Linked DNA regions of Homo sapiens: region 2 is linked to region 1. The links are chromatin contacts, found by Hi-C or POLR2A ChIA-PET in ENCODE. All regions are on one chromosome and are shown on one strand. The core of a region is the stretch at or near the end of the contact, and the rest is flanking DNA. Distances in the headings are between cores, read along the strand shown. Region 1 overlaps LOC105370777 (a long non-coding RNA gene). Region 2 overlaps LOC105370777 (a long non-coding RNA gene).

The links. Hi-C counts contacts between places; a loop is a spot of excess contacts on that map. ChIA-PET counts read pairs that join two places held with the same protein, here RNA polymerase II (POLR2A).
Region 2: a loop to region 1 is called in a map of heart left ventricle, with 3 times the contacts of the local background. The contact joins two enhancer-like sites. A Hi-C loop is called at or near these places in 4 of 168 maps with a recorded cell type or tissue (DLD1, astrocyte of the cerebellum, endothelial cell of hepatic sinusoid and 1 more). POLR2A ChIA-PET finds 5 or more read pairs at or near these places in 5 of 52 experiments (BJ, PC-3, activated T-cell and 1 more).

The regions. Positions count from the first base shown.
Region 1 is chr15:39,136,373-39,143,065 of GRCh38, reverse strand. The region is part of intron 1 of LOC105370777 (a long non-coding RNA gene); the gene reads left to right. Among named protein-coding and RNA genes, the nearest start is that of LINC02915, 110 kb to the left of the region's middle. Within about 2 kb of position 2,610, at least 7 of the 41 ENCODE cell types and tissues checked have a DNase peak (open chromatin) inside an H3K27ac peak, as active enhancers do.
Region 2 is chr15:39,195,851-39,202,543 of GRCh38, reverse strand. The region is part of intron 1 of LOC105370777 (a long non-coding RNA gene); the gene reads left to right. Among named protein-coding and RNA genes, the nearest start is that of LINC02915, 51 kb to the left of the region's middle. Within about 2 kb of position 3,288, at least 5 of the 41 ENCODE cell types and tissues checked have a DNase peak (open chromatin) inside an H3K27ac peak, as active enhancers do.

The sequences.
Region 1 (6,693 bases), core at 1,361-3,860:
CCATTTTGGCGGACACAAAGCAGTCTCTTACATAGTCTGCTCTTCTCGTTCACCATACACCAACTCTTCCCATACATAAAACACACTCATTCTTGTCCCAAGGGAGACAACACAAAGCTCTGTCCTGCTGCTGCATCCAGTTCAAAGTCCATTCTTGCATTGCTATAAAGAAATACCTGAAACTGGGTAACTTATAATAAAAAGAGATCTAACTGGCTCACAATTGCACAGGCTGTACAGGAAGTATAGTAGCTTCTGCTTCTGGGAAGGCCTCAGGAAACTGACAATCATGGTGGAAAGTGAAGGGGGAGTAGATACATCTTACATGGCTGGCAGAGCAGGAGGAAGGAGGGGGAGAACTCACTGTCACCACAACAGTACCAAGAGGTCTGGTGTTAAACCATGAGAAATCTCCCCCATGATTTAGTCACCTCCCACCAGGTCCCATCTTCAATGCTGAGAATTACAATTACATGAGAGTTGGGTGGGAACACAGATCCAAACCATATCACTTCTGAATCATGGAGATTTCATTTGTTTGTTTGTTTGTAGACAAGGTCTCACTCTTTTGCCCAACCTGGAGTGCAGTGGTACCATCATAGCTCACTGCATCCTTGAATTCCTGGGTTCCGGAAACTCTCCTGCCTCAGCTTCCCAAGTAGCTAGGACACAGGTACATGCCATCATGCCAGCTAACTTTTTATTTGTAGAGATGGGGGGGGTCTTGCTTTGTCTCCCAGGTTGGTCTTGAACTCCTGGGCTCAGATGCTCTTCCCACCTCAGCCTCCCAAAGAGCTGGGATTACAGGTGTGGGCCACCCCACCCAGTCCGCAGAGTTATTTTTGATACAAGAACAATGGTTTTCATTGGTAGATTTAAGTGTATAACAATTTGAGTCAATTATTTGACATCATATGGGCAAATTGTAAGTTTCTACCGATTGAGTTGGAGTTTTGCTAATGATAGCTTCAATGTGGTGTTTGTATCTTTACCACAGGAACTTAGACATTAATCCACCCTTTCCTTCATATTACCATCTCAGTGCCACTCCGCACATCCCAATTCCAACCGCTGGGTCATGGCAACCTCTAGAAGTCAGGACTAAGCATAGAATAAAACCTTGTCTCAAAGTCTTTTGTTTTCGTTTATTTGTTTTTTAAAGCAGTGCTTTGCCCTTTGGGAAGTATGTATGCGAAAGGCAGGGCAAAAACCAGCAATCCTTGCTTAAGAAGTAGGGGTATTTGCTCTGCCTCTGGTTTCCAGTGTCTGTTCTTCAGAGGCCTGGGCAGCTTCTCCTGAAGCTGAACACCATCTCCTAATGCCAACACCCAGAGCTTCTCTTTTCTCACCATAGCCAGCCCATAACATGTGAATGAGAGCAAGAGTATCCCAAATGAAAACAAATATATTCAAATCACTGCTTCAGGAGTGCACCCGAATCCTCTACTTTCTCTATACAGAGCTGGTTAAATATTACACTCTTTGAACTTCATCTGCAAAATAATGATCATCTCCTTCACATGTTTGCAGTAAAAAGTAAACAGTAAATATCTGAAAATGTAGAGCCCAGTGCCTAACTGGTAATAAGTAATCAATTCATGATCATTTCTAACTTTTCTTACTTCAGCTTCTTTTCAATTCCAATACCCCTGTGCACCCCCCGCTCTGCCCACCCACCCACACCTTGTCTGTGGCTTTCAGTGTCCTGATTGCCAGGTCAGGCTGCTGACCTTAGACAGGCTTTCCCACTCTCTCCTGCTGCGCCAGCACTTCTCAGCCCCAGCTGGAGAGGTTTTAGAACCATCTTTCCCCTCAGTGTTCTGCCAGCTTGCCCCACGACTGCCTAGTTCCATCTAGCCCCAGCCCATTTTTGTTTTATGCTTGTGGCTATTGGTAGCAAAAAATCAGTGGCTACACTAGCTGGAGACTGTCAAGGCCAGCTCGAGGAACCAAGAGCAGACTGGGATCTGGAGAGTACATGTGAGTGTGTATGTGTGATGTGTGATGTGTGTGTGTGTGTGTGTGTGTATGTGTGAAAGAGAAGTTGGGTGAGAGTGAAGGTGTGCAAGCAAATGTGACTAAAAGTATTATACAATGTGTTAGTAAGAAGTTTGAATGTAGTAATACATAAGGCAGAGGATGAACAGGTGTGAATGATACAGAAGAAGGGACATAAAGAGAAGCCAGTGGGATATGTCATCGAATTAAGTTGAAAAAAGGAGAAAAATGTTTGTAGGAATGTAGTGGGGAAGGAAAAAATAGTATTAAAATATATGGAGTTATATGTGAAAACACGTATGTGTGTGTGTATGTATATATGTGTAAATTTTATAAAATTAAGTCATGAAAAATAGATTGCTTGTTCCGAAGCTTAGTAAGTTAGGGGTCAATTCAGGAAAAATCCGTACTGTTATATATGCAACTCTCCTTTTCTAGGGGATAAATGTAGCCCCAGTTAAACAATCTATATATAGAAAAGACCAGCACCCTTAAGAGAGGAAGGCTTGATTCATGAGTAACGATGGCCAGTGTCCATTCCAGGAAAGCCAGCATCTGCTCTTAACCACAATCCCTTAAGGCTGGATGCCATAGCCATATATGGAGTGCTATAGGGAAAGGAAGGGAGTCTCTTTCTGGAGTCCCCACAGATGCTGTAAGTGGCATCCAGCCTATCTTCAAGTCAGCTCAAATTCAGAGGAAAGGGGTTCTGTTTTGATAGGGACCAACTAGACCCAACAGAAGGAAACAGACACATGAGCACAGGCCAACTTGCTGAAGGAACATTGCTTGGTTTCCTTTTTCTGTAGAAAGGAGCCAGTGTTCTGTGGTGTGCTGCCTTCTGTGTCTCAGAAGGTATGTTGTTTTCTGATCCTAACTCTGTTATCATCCTGTTTGCACTTGGTGACTCACAACAGATGCTCTGGCTTTCCCACAGCTGTGCTCTTATCACTGCAGGGCGAGCAGAGCAGCAGTCACATCTGCGTGGTCCTGACCTTACCCTCCTGGGGCTGCTCCTATGCCAGCCATTCCCAGTTTAGAGGGGCTGTAATAGCGTTTCCATGGTACTGAAGACAATTCACAGGAAAATAGTTTATTTGAATAGCAAATGCTTTGACCAGGTTCTGGACTGTGGAAAGCCCCTAGTACAGTGACAACATTAACCACACAAACAACAAGTATTAGTACTATTACTATTACATTATTATTACTATACAGGGAAATGAACCAACACCACCATGAATCAAACATTTTCCTGGAATTTTAGCATCTGATTTGGAAACATATTTCTTATTAGTTGACAAAAGACAAAAGGAAACTTCAGTAATATCTCTATAGCCTTATAAAAAATGAATGCAGAAATATGTTTGAATGTCCTGCTATCCAATTTTCCTCATGGTATGCAACAACGCCACTGTGGCAAATATTAGAGGAGAGAAAGCAGAAAGTAGCTCCAAGGCAAATTCCAGCCAAGGGCCATTTTATCATATCTTTTTCTCTGTGTCACTTTGGGTTTTGGGAAATCTTTTTTTTTTTTTTTTGATTTTTTTTTTTAATTATACTTTAAGTTTTAGGGTACAAGTTGTATATCCAAAAGAGATTTTGAAGGGTTAACAGTGTCATTGATTAATCACCCTTAATGTTCAGTTGTCTCACAATCCCAAGGCATTATGAAACCTCTTGTAAGTAAATAAATTGTCATTTTATTTTAATGGTTTTGAGACAATTGTAGACTCACAAGCTATTGTAAGAAATAATATAAAGAATTTCCACATTCCCTTTACCTAGTTTGCCCCAACTCGCAAAAGTTCTGTGCAAAACCACAATTAAATATCAACCAGGATATTGGCATTGACACAACCCATTGATCTTATCTAGATATTCAGACTTCCCTAGCTTACCTATACTCATACTCATTTGTATATTTACTCCTATGTAATTCTATCACATGCATAGGTTTGTGTCTCTATCACTTGAGTCAAGATACAGGACAGTTCCTTTACCAGAAGGATCTCTTTTACATTGCTCAAATCAAAAGAACATTTCTCATTGAGTGGTACAAGGGAATACCTGTAATTGAGGAATTAAAAAAGAGTGAGGAAAAAACTCACACCTTGACCTTGTAAATCAGTGATTATTATGCTTAGGTAGAACATTTAATCAAACAGTTCTTTTTCTTCACCTTTAATTCACTTAGCAATCATTTTGGAGGGAGTGTGCTAGACATTAAAAAAAATTATTAACACACATGGTTCTGGCCAGGCATGGTGGTTCATGCATATAATCCAGCACTTTGGGAGGCCAAGGTGGAAAGATCCCTTGAGTCTCAGAATTTGAGACCAGCCTTGGCAACATAGTGAGGCCCCCATCTCTACAGAAAATAAAAAAAAATTAGCTGGGCATGATGACACACACCTGTAGTCCCAGTTACTTGGGAAGCTGAGGTGGGAAGGACTGCTTGAGCACAGGAGTTTGAGGCTGCAGTGAGCCACGATTGCACTACTGCACTTCAGCCTGGGCAACAGAGTGAGACCTTGTCTTAAAAGTAAATAAGTAAAGACACGTGGTCCTTCAAAGAGAGAGGTATAAACAACCAATGGTATTTTGATAAATACTTTAATGGAAGAATGTACAAAGAACCAGGAGAAACAATATTCATTTGACTAACATTTGTAGTCAACTAACACCAGTAGAAACAATAGTCAGTCAACTAACATTTGTAAAAAGTTGGGACAGATTTATCCTAGCACATTGCTTTTCTGGCAGGGACGATGTTCCTTTCGCTCTCTACACAATTCTTATCAAATCTCAATGGAGACCAAACACACACAGAGGAATGTAAAAAGCTGGAAAAAGGTCACGAATATACCCCCAAACCTCTTTGGATTGAAATGATTTTCAAAGGGTGAAGACTATGAAATTGTTCAGCAAGGACCCCACTAATAAGTCTGTCACACTTAGGGAATTTTTGCATTTTTATCTCCAGCACTTTCATAAACCTATCAAATTAGTCAGAACACACATGGTTAGATACCATTGAATTAAAAGAATGAATGCTGCTTTTGCCTTGTCTTGAGGAAGTTTTCAATGTTTACGCTAAAAATTAGTGAAACCCAAATTATCTGGTATATATCTGAAAAATCTGACGTTCATGTTCCAGAGATAACAGTGTTTATGTGTGTTTGTTTCTTCCTTCAAAACTGTACTAATAACATCTATTTGTGGGAGAGGGGGCTTCTTAGCTGTATAGAAGTAACATAAACATGGTGCTGTACAGACTAAGTGGAGAGTTGGGATATTCAAATCAACCAGTTAAACAACAGTAAATGCAGTAAGTCATGAAGAGAGAGAGAAATGTGCATGGCTTATGATATGGGTGAATGAAGGTAGGACTTGAATCCAGCCCAGGTGTTGGATAGTGAGAGAGCAGGGAGGAAGTATGTCCCTTGAGAGATAAATTACATAAGCAGGTTAGAAAATGAGAATTATATTCAAGAACAGTGAGAGTCCAGGTCAGTTGAGAGTGTGGAACTCAAATCAGGAATCATGAGATTGGTGGGCTCTAGGATCTGATGGCTCAGATTCAAAACCCAGATATACCACTTACTGGATGTATAAATTGGGGAATGAATTAACCTCTCTCTGCCTCAATGTTGTCACTTATAAATTGGGGATAATTGTACGTGTCTCATGGGATTATAGTGAGAATTAAAGACGATAACTTGTGAAAACCACTTCTCAGAGTGCCTTACATAGAATTGCTTATTGTATTATGACTACTATTCTATATTAATTATGAAATAATATTTTGTTAAGCCTTAAATGCTATCTTAAAAACAGACAAAAACAACTGAAGATTTTAACTTGTAGGCAATAGTATGATCATTTTTAAATAGAGCAGTATGTAGGGAGATGTAAAAAGGTCTTTCCATAGAGACTGCATTAAAAGAGGGTGAGAATTGAGACAGGGAAAAGCTTTAGGAAGAAGGAAAATCATCACAGCGTGAGAAAAGGGAAAACTGGTTTGGAATAGAAGGGAGAGACCTTAAAGGAAAACTGTGTGGAATTAGGGATTACTGGATACTACAGATGAGAGGAAAGAAACGTCTTTCTTTTTTTTTCAAATTCTGGAAAAGATTGTATCATGAATTATATGAAAAAGGGAGTTGGTTTTGGTATAGAATGAGGAAAAGGATAATGAGTTTATTGTGAGTAGTTGAAAGTGAGAGTAGAATATTCTATATCAGTTGGGGTTCAATCAGAGGCATAGAACTGGTAGGAGCTCTCTCTCTCAATATATCACATCTATATATCTTAACACTTACATATGTATGTATACATATGTATATTTTATATTTTGTTTACATTATATAAACTTACATATGGATTTACTTGTTATGTAAGATTAGCTCACACAATTGTGAGGTCTGGCTAGGTAAGCCTGAATTCCACAGAGCAGGCATCAGGAAGAGATTATCATAAGCAGGCAGGCCCCATGAGCTTCAGCTGATGCTTGAAGTCCACAAAAAGAAGGGAAGGTCCAGGGGAAGGGGGAGCATGCTGGCCTGTTGGTGTGTCTGATTTTCACGGAAGGCCTAGTCCCTCTCTAAATGGCTTCTGCTTAATTAAGTGAGGCACCCAAGGATAATCTCTCTTTTGGTGAACTCAAAATCAACTGATTTGGGGCTTTATTTA
Region 2 (6,693 bases), core at 2,039-4,538, 59 kb before region 1:
CTGAGTTTATCATTGAATACTGGATCAGTTACCCATTCCACAGTGTTTGTTGAGCTCCTTCTGTCTGCCCAAAACTGGGGATACAAGATAAATAGTACTGATGAAATTTCTGCTTTCACTAAGCTTACATTTCTATGAAAACTCAGTGAATCTTCACATCTTTTCAGTAAGATAAGTTGCTTTGGCATTTTTTTAATTCCAATTTTTATTTTAGATGCAGGGATACCTGTGCAGGTCTGTTACATGGGTATGCTGCACCCAGGTAATGAGCTTGGTGCCTAATAGGTAGTTTTTCAACCTCCCCCTCCCTCCCTTCTCTAGTAGTCCACAGTATCTATTACCCCATGTTTATGTCCATGTGTGCTGAGTGTTTAGCACCCACTCTTCATTTTAATACACACATATAGACTAAGAAATATTAACAAAACCATGTACAATTTAATGCATATTGAATAAGCCTCAGAACTTGGAGCAATCACTTAAGATGAAGGAATTGCATGTGGGCAAATCTGAATATTTGGTGTATTACAGTTAAAAATGTGATTTACTTTGGATAAAAGTGGCTCAGCACTGAGGAATGATGAAGAATGAAACTGGTGAAGTGTTAAAGACTGGAGTGATATCTGATAGATAAGTGGTGTAAGGGACAGTAGAATAGCGGGTATTCCTATGGCAGATAAACAATAGACAGCCACTCTAAGAATGGGGCTTAAAACTTGGGTTTCCATGGAGGGAGTTCATGAGTTTGGAAAGAAACATATATTTCACTAACCTCTAACTGAAATTTGCCGTTTTCTTCATTTATGAATGTCGGCAACACATCGCATCTGAATTATTTCCTATGACTTTGTTACAAATACAGATCATAGATCTTTCCATATTCTGTTATGGTGGCTAGAGATATCTTGAAATATCATTTGTGCTATCAGCATATTTAAATTATGGTGCTTATAGGTTAAGTACTAAATCATGTTAATGTAATAATAGGGATTCATATAAATTATATGAATTGTATATTTGCACGCCCCCACGAAAAAAGCTCTATATTTCTATATTGATTTCCCTGCAGATTTTTTTAAATTATAGCGTTCACAACTACAGAACTAATTATGTTTTATATCCTCTTTGAAGCTACACTAATTCCTACCTTAATTATCATCACCTGCTGAGGGTAAATTTTGTTTTAAAACATTTTTGAGAACTGTATTTCAGTGTGATTATTTTACTTGTAATCTTGTGTATTTTATGTTACATATTTAAAGATATTATTTCTGAAAGGGGTCCTCAGGATCTGCCAGACTTTCACAGGGGTTCCTGTCTCAAAAAGGGTTAAGCTCTTCTGCTGTAAGCAAAAGATGACAAACTCAAATGCCTACAGCACAGGCCTCAAGAACTGACTGAAGAAAGAGACCCACTAGAAGGCCAGTATAACAATCTAGAGAAAAAAAATTAGGGGGAATTTCGTGGGGTCCCAATAAATAACAGCCCCATTTTTCACTTAAATTTGGATCCAACTGAAAAAAGAAAAGACAAATAATAAGTCAGCTAGAGTTCAAAGTATCACCATTTCAATGAACACACCTGATATTAGAGAATGTGGCTTATTTCTTGGCTGTCACAACTCTAGGGGCCCTAGGTGAGAGAGGTAAGAGGACTGTAAAGTAAAGATGCCTCCTGGAGTCCTGGAGCTTTAACCCATTCAGCAATAGCATGCTGCAGCCTGCTTCATCTCCACCACTACAGACACTGATTCCTGCTGGACTTAAAGCAACTTACCCAGCAGGGCTGGTTTGGGCAGGCTTCCTCCTGCTGAGATGAGATTTTTCTGCAGGAGGCTTTGAAATGGGTCAGAACAATGCAGTAATTAAATGGACTCCAAGGCCAAAAATATTCTTTCTATTCTGTTTCCCTTGCTCAGTGCTGTCCTGCTACAACTGTTCAATATAATCTATTGGAAGTAACTGTCCAATATAACCTACTGGAAGTTATGAAATAAAATTAAGTGAAAATGCAGAGAGAAACTCCACGAATAAAATGCCAAGAAAGCGAGGATGCCCCAAATTTGAATATAGTTCCTCCCTCTGTGAAATTCTCTCAGAAGAATTAAAATCGATACATTAGTCCCTTCGCAAGTTTAAGTCTAATGTTAACAAAACCCAAGTGAATTAAAGTCTGAATCAAACTCTACTGCTTTGGTGAATTAAAAGCCCAACCCAACGTGACTAATTATATACTGACTTCCCATTAAGGGTTGGGGTGAGGGGTCTCCACAGTGTTAGCAGAGTGAGGGGTCCTGCCAGGGCTTGCAGCTGGGGCTCGCTCTTCTTGAGGCTGGTGTGGTTCCTGCAGGACTGCAGAAAATATATGCTGGGTTTCTGATGACTTTACTGATGAAAAGTTTCAAGCAGTTATTATTTTCACTGGTGGGCCACACCTACCATATTGAGAAAAGAAGCCAAACCTCATCCTCTAAAGCAATTATCCCAGAAAAAATTACATTCTCAGAATGTGGGGCTTAGTATATTGTCAAAAACTATGGCCCCAGATGCAATGTCAACATGAAGGGGAGGCTGAATGAGTCCTGGAATGGTAGATGGAAGAACCTCCTCCCAAACATATCCACATCCTAATCCCATGGACCCTGTCATACGTTACTTTGACTTTTCAGACATCATTAAGGATTTGAGATGGGCAGATTATCCTGGATTATCTAGAAAGGCTCCATATAATCACAAGGGTCCTTATAAGAGGAAGACAAGAGGGTCAGAGTTAGAGAGATTTACAGCTGCTACGCTACTTCCTTAAGGATGAATCAAGGAATACAGGTGGCCTCTAGAAGCTGGAAAAATCAAGGAGATGGATTTTCTCCTAGATGCTTCAGAAGGCCTGCAGCCCTGTCAACATCTTGATTTTAGCCTAGTAGATCCCACTTGGGACTTCTGACCTCCAGAAGTGTAAGATAATAAATTTGTGCTGTTTTAGGTCACTAAGTTCCTGGCAATTTGATACAGCAGCAAAAGAAAACTAATAATACAGTTGATTGAGAGCTTGTATTCTGGGGCAAATCCAGCCTGTATTCAGATCCCTGCTCAGCCACTAACTAAATATGTGGCCTTGCTGCCTACTAGCATAGGCTGAGGTCCCTGAATCACTAGCATGTGTGTGATAAGACAAGTGGCTTGTACTGTTTAGGGGAAAGACTTCACCATGAGATTCCCTGCATCCACTTAAGGCAGGCCTTTTCTAAGTCTCGTGCAATTGGTGTCTGCTGATGACATTCCTGCACATGTGACTTGGCTGAGCCCCAGGCTTTCTGAGTCCCCCAGCCACTACTTTGTCAAAGCTGAATTGTCCTGGTATTTTCCCTGAGTGTTACGTCTTTGTTGAGGGCAATGGAATCTTGCTTTAGGCTGTCACAATCTATAAAACAAACAACTACATATAAAAAACAGTCCATATAAAGCTACCACTGGACAAGCTGTAATTATCTGTCGGGGTTGAAATATTATGTCCTAAAGCCTAAGGCCCCTTTTCCAAGTCATAGAATTTTTAAAAAGCCAAGTGTGAAATTATAAAAAGCAACCTTATGAGCTAATAAAAGCCTCCGCAATCCACTAAGGTCAAAACATCTCTCTCATGCACACAAAAAAATCCAAAGCCCAGAACCGCTCAAGATCATTTAATGTTTGTTTTATTTTTCCCACTTCAGCCATTTGTTATGTTTCTCAGTGTTTCCAACCAATCCACCAAATGTTAGACTATTCTAAGGAAAGTCCTTTTTTTGTGGCCAAATTCAAACACAACTGAGAAATAAGACAAAGGAATAAGGCAATCATACACCAAAACATCATCTTTATTACCGATAAAGCTGAAGTTACAGGATGTGGCTTATATATGCTGTCAAGGGGTGAATGAACGGGACTCTGGTGAGAGGCCAGAAGTACAGTGATAATGTATGATCCTCCACATGGAAAGAGAGCAGCAGTTGCTAAAGCTTTCACCCATGACGGGGATAAAAGCCTGCCTTAGTCTGCTGTGGTAAAGAAGACTCAACTCAGGCAAGAAGTTACATACCCTGTTCAGGTGGATTAGGTGCAATGGTTTTGACTGACACACAGGCCACTTCAAATGGCTCAAGCACCCATCCCATGGACTTCCAGTCCTTCTGAAATCATCGTGTGAGATGAGTAAAAATGTTCCAGTGTAGTGGAAAGAAAGCTTTGTGATACCAGTCAGGTGATGATTATTTTTTTACTGTGGTGTGAGCAAGCAATGAATGCAAGAAGCAGCCCTTTAGGTATTGTTATGTAATTAACATGACTAATAAAGACATAAATCACAACTACCTGGAAGATCCTGTTGGAGGTGACACTGGATTAGCTATAGTATTTGCAGAACCCTCATGAACTATAAAAATAAAATAGCATAAAACTTATTCCTAAAGCTCATTTATAAGGTGAATTTTTGGCTTTTGTTCTTATTTGGGAAGAGACTTGCCTATTTTTACACAGAATTTGATTTTCTAGTTCACATTCATTTCATTGTGCAGTGAAGATATTAGCTGAAGTGTGAAGGTCAGTTTACGTGCAAATGCCTTAGCGTGGAAGTTTGTGGCAAGCTATGCAGGTGATGAGATTGTCAGTCCCCAAAGAGCCTGGAACAGGTTAGGATGGAGCTGCTAAGAGTGTGTTTACAGCTGACATGCTTCCTCTGGTAAATCTGGATCATGCTCACTCCAGAAAAGCACACTCCTCTGCTTTATAGGTTGTGCTTCTCAAGACTTCTGGGGTTATTTTCATTGTCAGCTATAGCTTGAAAGCTTAGTTATGACTTGCTGATCTGATGCCCTAGCCTATTTGTGTTCTCTGGTGATGTCTCAGAATAATTCATGCTGTTGGGCTTCCTGCATCTGAAACTCCTTGGTACATATGGGCTTGGCAATGGACAGAGCTCAGGTGTAACTGAAACCCCAGAAAGCTGCTTTTTTGCTGACATAAATCAAGGATGTTGATTTCGAAGAAAAAATTTGGATAGCTTAAAAGAAGTCCATCACCATCATTGAAAAGCCTAGACAACCTGTGTGTTCAACTGATACTCAGCCAGGAGCTGTCTCTCCAGGAATCCAAAAGAATTAAAAGGAAGCATTGTGCTATTTAGAATTATATTCAAAAAGCGTGAAGCCGCTACTTTAGATCTATAGAACCTTTAAAATTGTTGCAATATTTTAGGTTATATCTTTGTGTTCTTTCAAATGGGTGTAATATTTTAGATTTTATTATTACATTATTTGAAATGGTTGCCTTATTTTAGGTTTTTTTTTTTTTTTTTTTTTTTTTTTTCCCTGAGACGGAGTCTCGCTCTGTCGCCCAGGCTGGAGTACAGTGGTGCGATCTCGGCTCACTGCAAGCTCTGCCTCCCAGGTTCACGCCATTCTCCTGCCTCAGCCTCCCAAGTAGCTGGGACTATAGGCACCCGCCACCATGTCCGGCTAATTTTTTGTATTTTTTTTTAGTAGAGACGGGGTTTCACCGTGTTAGCTAGGATGGTCTCCATCTGCTGACCTCGCGATCCACCCGCCTCGGCCTCCCAAAGCGCTGGGATTACAGGCGTGAGCCACCGTGCCCAGCCCCTATTTTAGGTTTTATCTGTTTATTCACTTCCATTTTTTTCCCCAGGGAGGATTGCTGGTGATGCAGATTCCTTGTGAAAATTACTGATTTCACTATAGTAATAGTGAAATAGTAATCCTTTCACTATAGGAAAGGATGAGTTTTGATGATCATTTCCTGTGCTTGGGGTACTACTTCTTTATTTATTCTTGGGAATTTTTTTTGTATAGTATCCTCAGAATCCAATAGAACTAGCATTTTAAACAGCAGTGCAAATGTAACAGCAAGTGCTGAAACCAACCAGGTTGAAATTCCACAGCTTCTTCATCTCACCAATGACAATTTGATTTTACTTCAAAGTGGCCATGGCTCTTGCGGTAACATACTACTTCGAAGGCTGGTTTTGTGTACCATGATCTCCAACTGCTTCAAATGAGCACCTATTGCTGTCACCCCACCCAGATGTACCTTAGTGTGCTGGAAACCTGTGCTCATTTCTTAGATATGGAGGTGTTTGTGGACTGAATCATTCTGACTAGTTACTCTCCATCTGGTGCTTTGTCTATTTCGTTTCCTCTTTTGGTTCAGTCTGGAACAAGGCCAAGAAACCAAAGTTCTTCTCTGGAAAGGACTTTCTCTGCCATGGCAGGGAGGAATGGGTATGTCTTCATATAGTGCCTGGGGGCAGCAGGATATCCTGGCAGGGTGTGTGGCTGTCCCTTCCAGGGAAATAGCTATGGGTTTGTTCTCTACACCCAGAGTTGGAGAATGGCTAATCACACAAAAATTTGAAATAGTTACTAAAGAGAGAGACATTACTTTGGGTGGCTCATAAGAAGTTGCCGTTATTATTCGAGAATAGTGTCTTGGACTGACTCATCATGGCTTTAGAGCTTGGGTTAAAGTGTCTGCCCAGCACAGTGCTACCCTAAGCATAGTGCTTAGTGTTGCTCCCTTAGAAATTCTTCCCTCAAAGCATCCTGGGGGTCAGCTCAGCCTCAAGTCACTTTGGGACCTCAGGGACAGATTTTGGGGGGTGGTAAGAAATGGCAACCAGGTTGGGTGTAGGATGACCCCTGAGAAA